Regions from separate parts of the Homo sapiens genome. Here region 1 is linked to region 2. The links are chromatin contacts, found by Hi-C or POLR2A ChIA-PET in ENCODE. All regions are on one chromosome and are shown on one strand. The core of a region is the stretch at or near the end of the contact, and the rest is flanking DNA. Distances in the headings are between cores, read along the strand shown. Region 1 has its middle 16 kb from the start of AMZ2. Region 2 overlaps BPTF (bromodomain PHD finger transcription factor).

Region 1 (3,867 bases), core at 450-2,949, 300 kb after region 2:
ACCAGCCTGGCCAACATGACGAAACCCCATCTCTACTAAAAATACAAAAAAAAAATGAGCTGGGTGTGGTGGCGGGTGCCTGTAATCTCAGCTACTCAGGAGGCTCAGGCAGGAGAATTGCTTGAACCTGGAGGCGGAGGTTGCAGTGAGGCGAGATTGTGCCATTGCACTCCAGCGTGGGTGACAAGAGCAAAACTCCATCTCAAACGAAAACAAACAAAAAAAAAAAAAAGAAAGGGCCGGGCGTAGTGGCTCACGCCTGAATTCCCAGCACTTTGGGAGGCTGAGGTCGGCGGATCACGATGTCAGGAGATCGAGACCATCCTGGCTAACACGGTGAAACTCCGTGTCTACTAAAAATACAAAAAATTAGCCAGGTGTGGTGGCGGGCGCCTGTAGTCCCAGCTACTCGGGAGGCTGAGGCAGGAGAATTGCTTGAGCCTGGGAGGCGGAGGTTGCAGTGAGCCAAGATTGCACCACTGCACTCCAACCTGGGCGACAGAGCGAGACTGCCCCCCCAACCCCCCCAGAAAAAGAGCCAGTGAGGCTAGTGTAGCAGGAGCAGAGGGAAAAGTAATAGTATCCATCAGGCAGTTCATGCAGGGCCCATTGCTAAGGATTTAGTTCAGACTTGTGCTGTAAGAGGATTACTGTGGCTGCTGTATGGAAAATTAAGGTGGGGGTGGCGTGTTCCAAGAGTGGAAGCAGGCAGGCCAGCTAGAAGACTACTGTAATAATCCAGCTAAGATGATATTGGCTTGGATCAAGGGTCCTGGTGCAGTTGGCAGAAGCAGTCAGCTCCTGGATATATTTAGAAAGGAGAGCCGATTGGATGTGTGGAGGAGTGGGTTTGAGGAGGATGATCCAGAGTTCTGCTGAGGACACTTTAAGTAGAAGATGCCTAGTTTTATATCCATGCCCTGCCATGCGGGCAGATATAAATCAGGAGCTCAGGGACAAAGTTGGGACTAAGAATGGGAGGTGCCAGTGCAGAGAGGGTGCTTAAAGTTTTGGTTGAATTCTAGGGTGTATAAGTTGTTAGGGAAGTTAGCGTGCTTGTTCTTGAGTTGCTGGAAAGGCATATAAATGACACAAATACATGGCCACAATCTGTATTTTCTCAATAATATTTGGTGAAATGTTCTGGGCATCAGGTTTCCCGTCTAATTTTCCATGTAGGAAATGGATAGTCATTGAAGTAGTTTTGATTTGGGTGAGTTGTTACATGGAAAGGGAAGTTGTAAGTTCTCTTGCCACTTTTCTTGTTCTGCACCTTTAGAGAGTCATTAACGAGAACTGAACACTAGGGGGACCCAGTTTCCTTACTTATGCAACGGCGGCTGGCCCAGCTGTACGCTACGATCGCCCTCACTTAGGACACATGCAATATAAACACAAATCTGAAAACAAGGGCAGCTTCTCTTTTATCAATGCAATGTATACTTATAGCAGTGATCATTTTTGCGTGTAACATGTCTGAATTCCTTAAATAGGTCATTTTAAGTAATGTGCATAACCATTACTATTTTTCTTTTATGAGACAGGGTCTCACTCTTTGCCAAGGCTGTGTGCAGTGATGCCATCTGGACTCACTGCAACCTCTGCCTTCTGGGCTCAAGTGCTCTTTCTACCTCAGCCTCCTGAGTAGCTGGGACCACAGGCATGAGCCACCACACCTGGCTAATTTTGGTTTCGCCATGTGGCCCAGGCTGGTCTTGAACTCCTGGGCTCAAGCAATTCACTCACCGTGGCTTCCTGAAGTGCTGGGATTACAGGGATGAGCCACAACACCTGGCCACGGTTTAAAGAATTAAAGACAATGGCTTCTAAACTCTAGTTCCCTATTGGTGAGCCCCATATTTGCAAACTTGTGAAACTAAGGATCATGATTTCTTTTTTATTTTTTCTTAATTTTTATTTTTTGAGATGGAATCTTGCTCTGTCGCCCAGGCTAGGGTGCAGTGGCGTGATCTCGACTCACTGCAACCTCCACCTCCCAGGTTCAAGTGCTTCTCCTGCCTCAGCCCCCCGAGTAGCTGGGATTACAGGCACGCACCAACATGTCCGGCTAATTTTTGTATTTTTAGTAGAGACAGGATTTCACCATGTTGGCTAGGCTGGTCTCGAACTCCTGACCTCAAGTGAGCCACCCGCCTCGGCTTCTCAAAGTGCTGGGTGGGATTACAGGTGTGCGCCACCACGCCCAGCTGAAGGATCATGATGATTTCTGATTTACAATAGTTGAATTGGAGTATGGAAATCTAAATGTAATAAATACCACCTGGTGATTTGAATCTGCGCCACAAGAATGCTGACATAGAATCCATTTTCTGTTTTATCACCAGATATTAAGCAAAGGGAAAGGCAAATAAATGCTGAAAAGCTACATTACATATTATTGGAGTATAAAATGTATAACTTTGTTAAAAGGTTTGGACACATTTTGTATTAGTTACGGATACATAGGTCTTAAAAGAGTACATGGTCTCAACTCTTTTTTTTTTGAGTTGGAGTTTCGCTCTTGTTGCCCAGGCTGGGGTACAATGGCGCAATCTTGGCTCACCACAACCTCCATCTCCTGGATTCAAGTGATTCTCCTGTCAGCCTCCCGAGTAGCTGGAATTATAGGCATGCAGCACCATGCCTGTCTAATTTTGTATTTTTAGTAGAGATGGGGTTTTTCCATGTTGGTCAGGCTGGTCTCGAACTCCCAACCTCAGGTGATCCACCCGCCTTGGCCTCCCAAAGAGCTGGGATTACAGGCGTGAGCCACTGCACCTGGCCCAACTCATTTTTATAAGTAGAATAATTTTACTTTTGGGTAGAGAAAGTCTACATAAGGTTTATACTGAAACCTCTTGAAGTCAACAAGCTTAAAGCAGAATCTTTTTAATCAGGGGAAATGAAAACATAATTAGCGGCCTGGTGTGGTGGCTCACGCCTGTAATCCCAACACTTTGGGAGGCCGAGGTGGGTGGATCACCTGAGATCAGGAGTTTGAGACCAGCCTGGCCAAGATGGCGAAACCCTGTCTCTACTAAAAATACAAAAATTAGCTGGGCGTGGTGGCACATGCCTGTAATCCCAGCTACTTTGGAGGCTGAGGAAGGAGAATCACTTGAACCCAGGAGGTGGAGGTTGCAGTGAGCGGAGATCACGCCACTGCACTCCAGCCTGGGCAACAAGGGTGAAACTCCATCTCAGAAAAAAAAAAAAAAAAGAAAAAAGAAAACGTAATTAACAAATGTGTTAGCTATAATGTCGGGCACGGTGACTCATGCCTGTAATCCCAGCACTTTGGAAGGCCATAGTGGGCAGATCACTTGAGGTCAGGAGTTCGAGACCAGCCTGGCCAACATGGCAAAATCCTGTCTCCACTAAAAATACAAAAACTAGCTGGGTGTGGTGGTGCACGCCTGTAATCCCAGCTACTTGGGAGGCTGACGCAGGAGAATTGCTTGAACTCTGGAGGTGGAGGTTGCAGTGAGCCAAGGTTGTGCCACTGCACTCCAGTCTGGGCGACAGAGCAAGACTCTGTCTCAAAACAACAACAACAATGAAAAAGTGTTAGCTGCTTGATCTTTCCTATTTTGGGGCAGTTATGATCTAAGAATTACTTTGACCACAATGAATCCTTTCCCATGGGTCAGGATGTTAGTTCTCAGAGCTTTGCTTCTGGCGGTACTGACCTGTGCCGGTGTTACAGATGTGTGGTGAAGGGGCTGGAAACTGTGGTCCACAGGCCAAATCCAGTCCACTGTTTTTTTTTTTTTTCAGCCTGAGAGCTAATAGTGTGTGTTGTTTTTTTTTTTTTAACATTTTTATGTGATTGAAAAAAAATATATTTCCTGTGTGAAAATCTTGTGA
Region 2 (3,714 bases), core at 163-2,662:
CCCCAGCTACTCGGGAGGCTGAGGTGGGAGGATCACATGAGCCTGGGAGGTCCAGGCTGCAGGGGGCCGTGATCCTGCCCCTGCTCTGCAGCCTGGGCTATACAGCGAGACAAAAGAAAAAAAGAAAAAAGTTAGTGGTAACAGGATAAACTACATAACCATATATTATTCCTTCACATTCATGAAGCAGGTCAATTTGAAGCTTGAGGACGACTTCCATTCCTCTAGGTGAATCTGCCAAGAAATGCCTTGGTAGAACTAAGAGTGCCAATGGTATCAGCAAGGCCAGTCTGGTTCCCTGTGATTCATGGTAATTCTCACTATGACTTTGACATGGTGTTCCTACACAGTGCCTATCAACACTTATAGACACACTGTGTAAGCGTTTGTTACATTTACTTTTCCTTTTGTCATTAGGTCTTTTGTTACAGAGGCCACTCTGCTCTCCACAATCACACATTTACACAGCTCCCCCTTGCCAAGCAGTGTAGACCCTCACAGGCTTTGGATAACTATCCTTGCATCATTCTCCACACCTTGTCCCCGGTGTTGAACTGAAGCATCTCCTTCCACGTTCCCTGCCCGTTAGTTAGCCAGGCCACTGCCCACATTGTCACAAACATTATATTAACAGGAAAACTGGCCCGTGCCATATTCCATTATGAGAGGTTATTTTTAATTCGATTAAATTCCAATGTTTATTCAGAAAACCTGGTAGAGATTGAATTACTCTATGTACTTTCTTAGTTTTCTTCTTCATATCATATTTTGACCATTTATCTTCTACACCTGGCTGACCTGCATGTTCCTTGTAGTGTAACTTCTACTTGGTGTTTGCGCTTTGCTTTGTTTTCAAATTTAAATTGTGAGATACATTTTCAAACCTATCTAAGAAATAGCCCTGATATTGAAATGGCTTCTGTGGAATAGGTTTGACAGATGTAAGTCTTTGATTCTTTGGCTTTGGTTTTTGTGCCTGTTACAGTTTTACACACATTCATTCAGAGGAAGACATTACCATCAATGTGTTGTTTCTTTTTTCAAATTCCAGTATGTTTTTAAAGACCCATATTTCACTAAGCAGTGTACTTGTTGAAACTGATGTGAGTGACTTTATGTTTCCACATGTGATAGAGCATCAGATACTGGAGTTTGCCAGGAGTAGAATGGTTGGATTCAGAAATGTTTAGCTGACTCATTGCAGGAAGTTACACTGTAAAAAAGTGAATCAAGGCAGGGAAGACAGATTTAAGTACCATGCAGCTCAAAATGACAATTACATTGTCATTTTCATTGTGAATACTTTTAGGTTCTATATTGGCTGTGATCTTTGTACTAACTGGTATCATGGAGAATGTGTTGGCATCACAGAAAAGGAGGCTAAGAAAATGGATGTGTACATCTGTAATGATTGTAAACGGGCACAAGAGGGCAGCAGTGAGGAATTGTACTGTATCTGCAGAACACCTTATGATGAGTCACAGTGAGTTCTGATAAGAGCATCATATTTAATAATTTAGGAAGCCAAATTGCTCTGACTGGTTACTTATTTATTTTAAAATAAAAAGCAGATTTTTTTCTACATTTATTATACACTTACATTACAAATTCCTTTTCATTTTTCTCTTTTTCCCTTTTTACCTACCCTTCAAAATTTATCTTGCTTCATAGTGAATGTTTGAGACACATTGGGGAAAATGTGGTTTAATGGTAGATTTGATTCTTCAATATGTAACATAGAAATTAATGAGATTAAAATAGCCTGACTTGTTTGGACTTTATCAGTGTTTGAAATGGTGCTTTATTGTAGGTTAGAAAAACACTAATTTGGGTACAAGCTCTGAGACTCTGTTATTAGCTTATAGGATTTTGAACACCCATATGGTACAGTACTAGTTGAAAGATTTTTGGCTTTGTTTTCAGCTTTAAAATCAATTGAATGTTTCATATTTATCTTTAAATTGGTTCTCCAGTATTACACAGTGTTCTTATAAATTTTTTTACTGCTTGTTCTTAACATCAAAAATACTAAATTAATGAACTGGAATGTCAATCTTGAAAGTATTAAAACCATAATACTAAAACTATTTTATATCCCAGGGTTTAGCAAATTTTCAGGTGCATGCTTTATTATAAGTAACATCATCCCATGTGTTTTGAACTCACATTTCCATTTCGGATCTTGCAGATTTTATATTGGCTGTGATCGGTGTCAGAATTGGTACCATGGGCGCTGCGTTGGCATCTTGCAAAGTGAGGCAGAGCTCATTGATGAGTATGTCTGTCCACAGTGCCAGTCAACAGAGGATGCCATGACAGTGCTCACGCCACTAACAGAGAAGGATTATGAGGGGTTGAAGAGGGTGCTCCGTTCCTTACAGGTGAGACCCCTCTGTGTGCAGCATTTCAAAATGAAATCAGCCAGCATAATTTTGGAAGCATTTCTAGGATTTCAAGTTTCCAATCTTAGAATGATTATTTACTGACTCCCAGCTAGTCTAGTGAAGTGCCTAACAAACTGCAGTCCTTCACGTACCAGTGCCATGAGCTTTACCATATCCCCACACCACGTCAGCTTATCTCACACTCACAAGAGTGTTAACATGACTCACTTCTTTATACATTTTATTTTTAAGGAGACTTCCTCTCACCCCCATGGATTGAGAAGCAGTATGATTAGATTATAGTTGTTCTTGGCCGGGCATGGTGGCTCATGCCTGTAATCCCAGCACTTTGGGAGGCCAAGGTGGGCGGATCACAAGGTCAGGAGATCAGACCATCCTGGCTAACACGGTGAAACCCCGTCTCTACTAAAAATACAAAAAATTAGCTGGGCGTGGTGGCGGGCGCCTGTAGTCCTAGCTACTCCGGAGGTTGAGGCAGGAGAATGGCATGAACCCGGGAGGCAGAGCTTGCAGTGAGCCGAGATGGCGCCACTGCACTCCAACCTGGGCGAGAGTGTGAGACTCCATCGCAAAAAAAAAAAAAAAAAAAAAAGATTATAGTTATTCTTTTCCTTATGAAAAACAAAAAGGGGACTGGGCGTGGTGGCTAACACCTGTAATCCCAGCACTTGGGGAGGCTGAGGCGGGTGGATCACAAGGTCAGGAGTTCGAGACCAGACTGGCCAAAAGGATGAAACCCCATCTCTCTACTAAAAATACAAAAAATTAGCCAGGTGCGGTGGGGCGCACCAGTAATCCCAACTACTAGGGAGGCTGAGGTAGGAGAATAGCTTGAACCCGGGAGGCGGAGGTTGCAGTGAGCCAAGATCGAGCCACGGCACTCTAGCCCAGGTGACAGTGTGAGACTCTGTCTCAGAAAAAAAAGAAAAACGGGATCGAGATGGTTTGCAGGATTAGCAAGTGATAGAGATATATTGAAGACATAGAAAGCCAGTGTGGTTGCTCACACCTATAATCCCAGCACTGTGGGAGGCCAAGGCAGGAGGATCACTTGAGTCAATGAGTTAGAGACCAACCTGGGCAGCAAAGTGAGACCCCATCTCTACAAAAAAATTTTTTAAAAATCAGCCAGGTACGGTGGTGCACACCTGTAATCCCAGCTACTAAGGAGGCTGAGGCAGGAGAATCTCTTGAACCCGGGAGGCAGAGGTTGCAGTGAGCCAAGATCGAGCCACGGCACTCTAGCCCAGGTGACAGTGTGAGACTCCATCTCAGAACAAAAAGAATAACAGGATAGGGATGGTTTGCA

What was found. A loop is a pair of places that touch in the nucleus more often than their neighbours do. ChIA-PET counts read pairs that join two places held with the same protein, here RNA polymerase II (POLR2A). Pooled maps may share reads with other maps.
Region 1: a loop to region 2 is called in a pooled map, with 4 times the contacts of the local background. The contact joins two enhancer-like sites. A Hi-C loop is called at or near these places in 1 of 50 pooled maps. POLR2A ChIA-PET finds 5 or more read pairs at or near these places in 2 of 52 experiments (Panc1 and naive thymus-derived CD4-positive, alpha-beta T cell).

The regions. Positions count from the first base shown.
Region 1 is chr17:68,261,953-68,265,819 of GRCh38, forward strand. It overlaps a transcript of ARSG not described here. Among named protein-coding and RNA genes, the nearest start is that of AMZ2, 16 kb to the left of the region's middle. Within about 2 kb of position 1,700, at least 2 of the 41 ENCODE cell types and tissues checked have a DNase peak (open chromatin) inside an H3K27ac peak, as active enhancers do.
Region 2 is chr17:67,962,024-67,965,737 of GRCh38, forward strand. BPTF (bromodomain PHD finger transcription factor) reads left to right here. Exons shown (of 28, transcript NM_182641.4): 25 at 2,189-2,381. Among named protein-coding and RNA genes, the nearest start is that of C17orf58, 33 kb to the right of the region's middle. Within about 2 kb of position 1,413, at least 5 of the 41 ENCODE cell types and tissues checked have a DNase peak (open chromatin) inside an H3K27ac peak, as active enhancers do.